Linked DNA regions of Mus musculus: region 1 is linked to region 2. The links are chromatin contacts, found by Hi-C in ENCODE. All regions are on one chromosome and are shown on one strand. The core of a region is the stretch at or near the end of the contact, and the rest is flanking DNA. Distances in the headings are between cores, read along the strand shown. Region 1 holds the start of Myo1d (myosin ID). Region 2 holds the start of C030013C21Rik (RIKEN cDNA C030013C21 gene).

The links. Hi-C counts contacts between places; a loop is a spot of excess contacts on that map.
Region 1: a map of T-helper 2 cell shows a loop between it and region 2 (2.4-fold over the local background). The contact joins the promoter of Myo1d here to the promoter of C030013C21Rik in region 2. A Hi-C loop is called at or near these places in 3 of 37 maps with a recorded cell type or tissue (T-helper 1 cell, T-helper 17 cell and T-helper 2 cell).

What each region holds. Positions count from the first base shown.
Region 1 is chr11:80,778,542-80,784,127 of GRCm38, reverse strand. It overlaps Myo1d (myosin ID), which reads left to right and starts at 4,103. Exons shown (of 22, transcript NM_177390.3): 1 at 4,103-4,430. The coding sequence starts at 4,336.
Region 2 is chr11:80,506,667-80,511,645 of GRCm38, reverse strand. C030013C21Rik (RIKEN cDNA C030013C21 gene) reads left to right here and starts at 2,540. Exons shown (of 3, transcript NR_126552.1): 1 at 2,540-3,090; 2 at 3,604-3,711; 3 at 4,101-4,236. The region is part of intron 21 of Myo1d (myosin ID); the gene reads left to right. Gm31109 (a long non-coding RNA gene) reads right to left here and starts at 2,369. Exons shown (of 2, transcript XR_003949722.1): 1 at 2,285-2,369; 2 at 365-589.

The sequences.
Region 1 (5,586 bases), core at 2,854-5,353, 270 kb before region 2:
TTTGATGAATCATTTTTAGTTCAAATTGAGGCCTACCCATTAGAAGGAAGACAGTATGTTCGAAATACTTTCTGTGACAGAACCTAAATGATTTCTGCATGTCGACAAATATATATCATGAAATTACTTTGCAATGTAAATTTGCCTTGCTGTTCCTTACTGTTTCGGCTCTATAACAACTCAGGTTCATAAAATAACTATAAAATGTCCTTTAAATGTTCTTCACAACTGTCTTTTTTCTCTCTCTCTCTCCCTCTCTCTCTCTCTCTCTCTCTCCCCTTTTCTCTTACCATCTTATTAGATACATGCTAGGAAAAAAACAAACAAACAAACCTGTTTTGCTGGGATGCAGACTCCCTGGTAAAGGGAGATAAAAGGAGGGCGGAACAAACTAGAAGCACGCTAAAGGAACCGAAAGTGAGCAAACAGTCGAAGCAGATCACCCAGAGTTGATTTTCACTGATAACCCCGGCAGCCCCTGTGTTGTGGCTAGTCATTACAGAAAGTCCGACCAGGCCTGCACACTGGGTATTCACATGGACCAAAAGCTGATGTTCTCAAACTGTTTTTATCAAGCAGTTTGAGATACCATATCTTTTATTACAAAAGACTTTAATATATGTCTGCTCATGGTGAGATACTCCCGTAGGAAGCCTCAGCACAGTAACTGAATTTAGGAATATTAACATGGGCACTATACACGACTGTCTAACATGTAGTCCTTTGCATCTGTTTTCCCAACAGCATCCTTTACTTTTGCCTGGTTTGGAATCACACATTGCCTTCAGCTGTGATGTCTTTTGGGTCCTCATCCAGGTTTTAGCCCGTAACTGGCCCAGTGCCTTGGCATCTTTGTGCTTCATACCCTTGGCATTTTTGACGGGTACTGATCAACACTTTTGCAGGCTACTCTTTGTTCTGGGTTTGCTCCACGTTTCTTCACAAACACATGTATTTTTCTTAGCAGGTAAGTGGTATTGTGTCTTTTTCAGGTGATCAATCAATCAGAAAGTTCATACTGTCAGCACATCTTACTGTTGGTGATGTAAATTCTTATTTGCTAATACATCTTAAACCAGAACGCAACGTGCATAGCCAAATGTCTCTCTCTCTCTCTCTCTCTCTCTCTCTCTCTCTCTCTCTCTCTCTCTCTCTCTGTGTGTGTGTGTGTGTTTCTCTCTCTCTCTCTGTGTTTCTCTCTCTCTCTCTTTTGAGACAGGGTTTTTCTGTGTAGCCCTGGTTGTCCTGGAACTCACTCTGTAGACCAGGCTGGCCTCGAACTCAGAAATCCACCTGCCTCTGCCTCCCAAGTGCTGGGATTAAAGGCGTGTGCCACCACGCCCGGCTCAAATGTGTTTCCCTTCTTGTTTTGTCATGAAAGAGATTCATAGAGAGCTAAACTGCTGTGGCTTAGCCTGCAGGAGCATAGTCCTCAACACTTAGCTGCCCACACCATCTGGGCTTTGTGTGAGCATTGATCAATAAGGTTGCAGCTGGGCACTACAATGCTGGATAGAAAACTGTACAAGTAATAAATTACTTCTGAACGCATGAATCAGAATTCTCTCTATGTTTGTACAACCCAATGACATTTAAAAAAATGACATCAGAATCTAAAGGGTGACCTCAATTAACAGTGGACTTTGCTGGATAGCTCCAAGTTCATCAGAAGAAACTCACTGGTCTCGATGCCTGACTTTATTCTAATCTGGATGTATACAAGAATTTACAGAATATCTTTGCACAGATTGTACACATATTCCAGACTTGAGCCTCCCATACATGGCAATGACTACTATAAAGTTCTCCAAATTTAGCCATTTGGAAATCACAAATCACCCTGCTGTGCCTCCCATTCTCTGATGTTCTTGTGATCTGTAGATTTTCATGTCTCTTTTCTTAGTGCCTAGAATTTTGTTCTGATTGTCAAGACCTCAGGATTCAGGACACACACACACACACACACACACACACACACACACACACACACATATACTAGGCATACCTACATATCCATTTACCGATAGAACTTGGGGTCTGCTTCCTAGGGCACAGACTTTGAGACCTACTTCTTTCCCTTTACAAACTCAGTTCTGCCTACATGGAGATACACTGATCAGAAGAGTGTAGGAATGCAGAACCAGTTTATATAAGCGTCTTCTTAGCCACCAGTCTGCTCTCACAAATGACACAGGCATAGGACAGTCCTATCTTGGAAGTATCTATCCCAGAGTTCTTTCTCTACAAACAATCACCATGAAATCCAAGAATCCTCCTCAGAAAGAAAGCTACACACAGGAGCCAAACTGCAGGCCAACCTGCTGTGCCGTGCCAAGGATCAGGGTGGCTTTCTGAAGGCAGAGGTGCTGCAGGAAAGCGATCAGGGTGCTGTCCCCTCTCTTGGCAAGTGTGGCTTGTTGGCAGCTAAAACATGCCAAGGTCCTTCAGCCTAGTTTACTCATCTCAAATTCAGCCACAGAGCTGAAGTCCAGCCAGGGCTTGGATGCTCTTGATTTCCTAATAGATTCTGCACAGAACATGGTCCTAACAGACACAGGCCCAAATATGTGCAGGTACTAGACAATGCCCCTTACAATGTATATCCATCAGGAAAATATAGTCTATATTTGGAAAAAAAGTTTTTTAAAAAAAAATTTATTTATTTATTTTATGTATGTGAGTACACTGTAGCTGTACAGATGGTTGTGAACCTTCATGTGGTTGTTGGGAATTGAATTTTTAGGACTTCTGCTCGCTCCAGTCAACACTGCTCACTCTGGTAGGCCTCACTTGCTCAGTCCCTGCTCTCTCCAGCCCAAAGATTCATTCATTATTATTCATAAGTACACTATAGCTGATTTCAGATGCACCAGAAGAGGGTGTCAGATCTCATTATGGGTGGTTGTGAGCCACCACGTTGTTGCTGGGATTTGAACTCAGGACCTTGGGAAGAGTAGTCAGTGCTCTTACCCGCTGAGCCATCTCACCAGCCCCTGAAAGAAAAGTTTAAAAAAAAAATATTTATTCACCTTTATTTTATGTGACTGTGTGAGTCCCTGCATGTATATATGTTCCTGCCTGGTACCCTCAGAGGTATGAAGAGGGTGTCTCATCTCCTTGAACTGGAGTTACAGGCAAAGCTATTGTTGTGGATGCTGGGAAATTAACTCTGGTCCTCTGTAAGAACAGCAAGTGCTTTTAGCCACTGAGCCATCTCTCCAGCAACACCCCTCCCCCCAACAAAAACCATTTTAAGAACACCCAGTGTGTCTTGAAATTGGAGATCATAACTCATTACAATCTATGGAACTAATTTCATGGATTTCTTATTTATAATACAAACTACTACTATAAGCTTCTTGGAATGTGTAGAGAGTGGAGGTGGGGGATATAAAAAAAAAGTTTAGGACATGGTCCTCTATGCTAGAAGCTGCAATCATCCCGAGGAGATGATTCATACATTTTTTAAAAAATTACTAGTATAAGGTACTAGTCTGATGACATGCTCACATGAGTGGAAAAAAATGGACCACTGGAAATGAAGAGTAAGCCATGTGGCTGAATGCTGGGGTTCGTAAATCAGATGACCTCCACGAAGTCGCAGCTCCTCCACTTCCTAGCAGTGTGACAAGTTACTTAAGTTTGCTAAAGCACTTAGAACAGCTCTAAACATTTCGGTGACCTGGAAGTATTCTCTACCATTGCCATAACTATTCAGCCACCATTTCAAGGATGGATGGCACATGAGCACAGAAGAATGTGAGGGAATCATAATGGATAATTCGCGCCAAAGCCGCTCAAGTTATAAGTTTGTAAATTTGTAAGTTTGTTGGCATCTACTAGGCAGGGGTTGAAGAAGGCAACAAGGCCTATTCTACCCAGAGTCAGGTCCACACGGCTCCCCGCCACGCTAGATGCCCGTGCCTGTCTTTAGGGGGCGCTGCCGCTTAGCCGCCGCGGCTGGCCCAGAGCGCGTCCCCGCCCCACGCGTGCGCGCCGCCCAGGTGAGGAGGCGGCTGGGCCGGGGTTGGGCGGGCTCATCGGCGGGGCGGAGCCCGAGCGGCCGGGGCGGGGCGGGGCGGGGCCCAGCGGGACCCAGGCTAGAGGCGGGACCAGCCGCCGCCGTCTCCGTCTCGCCACCACGGCCCCCACACAACCCGCAGCCACCGCGGGAGGAGCGGAAGCCGCCGGCCTCGCCCGTTCAGAGCCGCGCCGGCTGGAGCTCTGAGGAGTGGCGGCCGTCTCTCTCGCTCTCTCTCTCTCTCCGGCCCGACCCCGCCCAAAGGTGCCGAGCACCCCCGCCCCAACCCGAGCGCTCCCACCTGAGCCGGCGCCATGGCGGAGCAGGAGAGCCTTGAGTTCGGCAAGGCGGACTTCGTGCTGATGGACACCGTCTCCATGCCCGAGTTCATGGCCAACCTTAGGCTCAGGTGAGCGCGTCTCGACAGCCATGCCGGGGTTTCCCGAGAGGGGGCGCTGCTGAGGATTCGGGGTGACCGGGGCGAGCAGCTCCCGCGAGTGAGTGCGGCGGGGTGACAGGGGGTCCGCGGCGCTGGGTGGTCACGCCTCCCAGAGAGAGGACTCTTCCTTGGTGCGGCCTTGGGACTCCAGGGTGTGATGAGGTCTAGGACTGCACTTTAGGGGTCTGGGGTCGTCCCTGTGTGGTGTCTTGATTAGGGGCATGCTGGGCTTGAGGTCGCTTAGGGGTGCACCAGCCCGCCCTGAGCCAGGTAAATGATGTGGGCGGGACCGGGTGACTTAATGGAACAAAAGTAAGGGAAAAGAAAAACTTAGGAGCGGCGTGATGGCCCTGGCAGCCCCAGGAAAACTGGAAGGTTGTTTTAAAAGAGCCTGGCATCTATCTCCTGCTTTCACGCTCGATTTTCTTTTCTCGTTTCTTTCCTTCCTCTTCTTCTTCTTCTTTTTTTTTTCTCTTTTCTTTCTTTCTGGCGTGGTTCCATCCTACCATTCAGGATGCTATGGAGTGAACCCTAAGCTGTCTGTTCCGGGACACGGGCTATTTTTTAGTTACTCATTCGACGTAATTAGACCCGTTTCCAGACATCGAAGAGACTGCTGTACTTGCCAGTGCCAAGATAAACTGTCTGAATTTGACAAGGCGTCCATGGTTTCAGTTTTTTCAAGGAGTTATGTATGGATGGAGCCTTTGTGTTACTGACATCTTTGAGAATTTAGTTACAACACAATGCCCCAAAATGGGCTTCCAAGAGGAACTTATTTTAGAAAGTCTTCTATACGTAATTATTTCATTTTCAAACAGTAATATGTAATCTGAGTATTAAAGTGTTTTGACTTTAAAAAAAAACTGAAACGGAGTTTCAGCTTGAAGCGTGTGCTTACTTGTTTATTTGTTTGTTTGTGTTTTCCCGGAAGCTTTGCTCTGTCTGTTACTTGTAAACTTTATAGCCAAATATCACTTTTTAAACTTAAACCTGAAAATCATAATTAGGTTTGGATATTTACCTCAATTTTACTGTCAACTACAATTCTGTAATTTTTAAAAAAACCTGTTTTAATTTTTAAATTAACAAAACAAATAATTTCATATGTTCTGTTCTGCAATAT
Region 2 (4,979 bases), core at 1,291-3,790:
ATCCCCGTGCATGCACACATACATACACAAGTAAAGAAATGCATACATAAATAACAAAAGAGTGATTCCGTCATTCTGATGGGAATATTGAGGCACAAGCTGTCCCTGTTCAGTAGGCAAGCAATACTGTACTCTAGACATGTCGTCTCAGGTGCCTTTCCCCGTGTCAGCACCCTGCCTGGTGTGCTCCGGCTGTTTCCCGTGTTGATGCTTGTCAGGTGTTTGAATGACCTGTCCCACATTCATGAATGCTTTTCGACACTTCTCAGGATATGCGCACATGGTTATTTGTGTGTACTTTACAAATGAGGCTGACAATGACAATGCCTTGAGCCAGGATAGAGAAGGGATTGACGTCTTTAAATGCTGGACTGACACCATTTATTTAAAAAACAACAACAACAAACAAAAACCACCTTAGAGAATCATTTCTCAACAACGCTCTTATTTCCACTCCCTTGGGTCCTGCGGAGCAAGTTCAATGTGTAACGCAGAATCTTCCAGATGAAGTGGCTTAAACTCAGGGTGAAGCTGGGGTGCAGCCTGGGAACCCAGCTCCCTGGCAGGAGTGTCAGGAATACAAAGTCATCTATTGTGGGAGATATAGTAAATTTGAGACCAGCCTGGACTACTTGCGACCCTATCTCAAACACATACACACACACACTCACATGCACACACTCACTCACTCACATGTACCCGCAACACAAACTCACACCAGAATGGCCTGGAAGGAGCTGACAGCCTGTGGACTGTGAAGCCCTAGAACAGGAATTGGGAACCATCAAGTCCTTTGCTTCCTCCCTCCTGCCTGTCTCTCCTTCTCCACTTTCCATCTCTGTGTATAGTGTGCTTCCGCATAGGGAATACCTAGGCACACTTGCAGCCAGTTTAACAGCCTAAAAACAAAACCAAACAAAAAACAGGGGGAACTTTTCTACCTCAAAATCTATGAACCCCAGGCAAAGGCTCTGATTGGCCCAGGGTATATTAAATGCCTTCCACCAAGCTTATATAAGTGAGGCTGCAGGCTAGATCCTTGAACCTGAGGAGCAAGTCCTAAGATAGGAAGCTTCCCCGGAACGAGAAGGGGTGGATCTGGTCACCTAAGAGACTGGATGGAGATAGAACAGTACAAGGAAGAGCAAGTGGAACCCCGGGGCGGACAGTCGAGCACCCGAGGGCTCTTCTGCAGCCCTTGGTTGGATGGAGACTGTGTTCACGTGCCCGTTTTAAAGCAGAAACTTGTATCTTACCCCACTTACTGTAATGGTGGGGGCTGGGAAACGACTTCAGCATGGTGCTGTGTATGAAGCCAGTGTTTCCACTGGCTTGTGTCTGGCATGGTGGAGGTTGGGTAGAGAAGGAGGTGCACCAGAGAATGTAGACACAGGTGTGAACTGCCTCGCTGCCCTAAGAGGGGCTCTGTGAGAGGCAGCTGAGAACAGCGCCACAAGGTTAATGGGAAAGTCGTCTTGATGGGCAAACTCCTTGTCAAGAATGCCTTGGGAACAGGGGTTCAGGCTTCTCAACCCACAGAAAAGAAAGTTTCAAGAGGCTGGCGACAAAGGCTCAGCTAGCCAGCCCCGCTCTTCTCTGTTTACCTGTGTGTGTATCCTTAGCCCAAATGTGCCTTCGAGCCCAGCATTTTCATACATCTCTTCTCTGAAGCCCTTTTTCTGACAGGGAATTGACAAAGGACTCAGTTTGAATATATTGAGATCAATTGAAAAAGAGGCAATTTGAAGAACAGAAAATTGGAGACTGGAAATGTAGCTCAGTTTACCGAGCATTGGCCTAGCGTGCACAAGACTGTGCGTTCCGTCCCCAGTGAAGAACATTTGATGTCAAAAAAAAAAAAAAAAAAAAAAAAAAAAAAAAGGCATAGATGGGGGAGGGAGGAATTCTTGGGGAGTCCAAGACATCATCAGTCAGCTATCTGCCGAGCCTCACTATGTGCTAGCTAAAAGGGTTTAGATTTATAAAGAAAATAGATGCCTAAAAGTAATGTTCCATACAGCCCTCGGAGTAATGCGGTTAAGGGACAAGTGAGGCTGACATGGGAGCAAGAAAAAGCTCCCAAATTAACACCTAGAAGCAGGTCTAAACGCCACCTAGATTGGAAACAGTCTATGCAGAAGCCTAAAGGCAAAAAGCTGTATGCTGTAGCTGAAGACCCTCCAGAGAAAGGCAGGCAGGAGGTGTGTGTGTGCCAAGAAGCAAAGCCATGCAAGAGAGCAGAGGAGATGGGATCTGGACCAGTTCTCCTGGATAGCGTACGCACATCAGCCTGGTACCTGTCTCATCTGATGCTGGCTCTGAAGGGGGCTCCAGGCAGGCTAGTGAGCTGCCTCATTCTCTCTGCATTCTTTTGTGACATCAGAGTTTGCAGGACAGAAGTTCTGTGGCGCTCCCTCATCTTAGAAACCCTGTGGGAGGGCCCCTGCGTCACACCTGGCGTTTATGGGTCAGAAACATTTGGAATCTCCCTTTCTAGCGGAATTCTGCACATGTCCCCCACCAGAGCAGGTGATCGGACACACAGATCTGATGTCATCCCCAGGAGAAAAGCTTGTGAGCTCACCTAAAGAAAGGGGGATCTTAGAACTCACATGCCGAGAGCTGTCAGATAATACCGGCTAGAGATCAAGCCGCGGCAGCTGCCTTCCACAGCTGCCGCCTTGCAGCTGCCTCTCAAGCAGTTAGTGGGGCTAAAAATAACCAAGAGCTAACTCGCAGCAAGCTACCAAGCCTTAGAAAGAAGTGTGGGGAAGGAGATTGCGGGTGGCAGTCTGGGCCCTCAGAGTGGATGTCAGAGGAATACCCACCCGGTGGCCCAGGCGGCATCAAAGGCCTTCAGAGTCCATGTGTCTGTGTAGATCAAACCTCCTGCTGCCACTTCACAACTGGTAGCCCAGGCTGTTGCCTACTGACTGCTTCCGGTTTCTAATCTCAGCTGTAACCCAAGTTGTGTTGATGCCTCGGGAAACAGAAGTAACGAAGTAGGAATGAACAGTTTCCTGTTTGTACCCTAAACTTGAACCGGTGGCCTGAGCAGCAAGTGTGCAGGGGCCCGGATACTCAACAGAGGTGTGTGTGTGACTCTCTTTTTAATTGTGAAACTAAACTGGGACTTTCTCACCAGCAAAGCAAAAAAAAAAAAAAAAAAAAAAAAAAAAAAAAAAAAACCCTGAGGTGACATCAAAAGGAAACACGGTCCATCAAAATCAGAAACGGGGGTGGTTATAGCGTGGGAAACTACACAGATAAATATGCTCATTTAGCATCGGAGAGAATAGATGTGCTTTCCTGAGCATATGAAGCCATTGATGCTTTTTTGTAAGAAAAACGAATTGACCCCTGGTTGTCGCAGCTCTGTGGTCATCAGCACAGCGATCACAGGGTGTGCTCGTGAGGCTGTTGTGGCTCTCCAGCCATGGTGCTGAGCGTACTCTGTCCTGGATCGTTCAGTTTGGATCTCCCCTAGATTCCCATTCATGGCCCAGGACAGAGGCAAGCAGAGGTTAGGAAATTTGCCCTGTTGATCCCGACTTGTCCAGGGCCAGAAAAGACTGCCCCCCCAGCCATTTTTCCCTCCCACAGGATGGCCCTGAAGGTCTAGTTGGTCATGAGACTGACAGGAGTGACTCCTGACAGACCTGTGGGTTTCCTGTGGACTCTTGCTGTGGCTCTCGTGTACTCCCATTAGAGGTGCTGATCTGTGCTGCCTCCCTTTCTCCTATGAGTGAATTGAGTGGGCGGGCAGATGGGTGGGTGGGTGAGTGAGTGAGTTGGGTTGGTAAGTGGGTGAGGGTGGGTAGGTGAGTTGGGTGCGTGGGTGGGTGCGTGGGTGAGTGAGTGAACTTGGGTGAGTGGATGGTTTGGCTGAATGAGTGAGTTGGGTTGGTAAGTGGGTGAGTCGGGTGGGTGGGTGAGTTGGGTGGGTAGGAGAGTGGGTGAGTCGATGAACGAGTGGGTGGGAATCTTGGGTGTGCCATACAAGTGTCACTCTGCCACTAACCACCTATGTGGTTTGAGGGCATTTTGTTGGCTTGGTTGGGTGGGTGAGTTTTTTCTCCTTTCCTGGTTTATTTTGGCAGGGTCTCCTCTGTAACATAGGCTAACCTTGAACTCCTCATCCTACCTGCCTCCATTTCCCTAGTACTGGGACCGCAGGCTTGCACCACTCCAGCCAGCTCAAGGCATAGTATCTCTGAAATAAAGCCGTTCGATTATAACCAAGGTCCCTCCTGTGCTAAGTACCTGTTTTTCCTTTCCTTCCTCCCTGGCTCTTCCTGGTCTTTCATTATGTACAGTGGGCACACAGTGCTGCTAAGTGGCTGAGGGCGCATCTCAGATAGTAAGGAGACCAGCAATCACTGGGATGTGGGCATGGAACACACAGCAATCTGGCTCTTCCACAAGGAAACCAGAAATATATTTTGGCTCTGGCACCTCCCTAGCCCTGTTCTCAACTGCCTTGTCCATCCTCACACTGCTTTTAAGTTTCATAAACTCCGCCCGCACCGAGCCATGCTGACCTTCTCCCTACTCCTCCCACCATGTCCTCCCTCTGCCCTGCATCTCCCTCAACACTCTGCTGTCTGTTTAGGAGGCAGCAGATCTCATCTGTCAAGAGTGCTGACCACGTGTACCGTAATAATGCTCATTAAGTCAGCATCCAGCATCTAAGAAGGTCTGGTTCAGTGCCCAGCACCCACATGGTGGCTCACAAACATCGGTAACTCCAGGTCCAGGGGATCTGATGCCCTCTTCTGGCCTCCACAGGTACCAGGTGTTGCTGTGGTATGCACACCTACATGCAGACAAACACTCATACACACAAACTAAAAAATAATAACAATAAAGTAAAAAGCACAAACTGATTTTCTCTCTTAATAGCTCATTTCTTTGCATCTCTGTACTATGGAGGGGATTTTTGGTTACTCATTTCCAAAGAGACATCAGTATCAAATTGT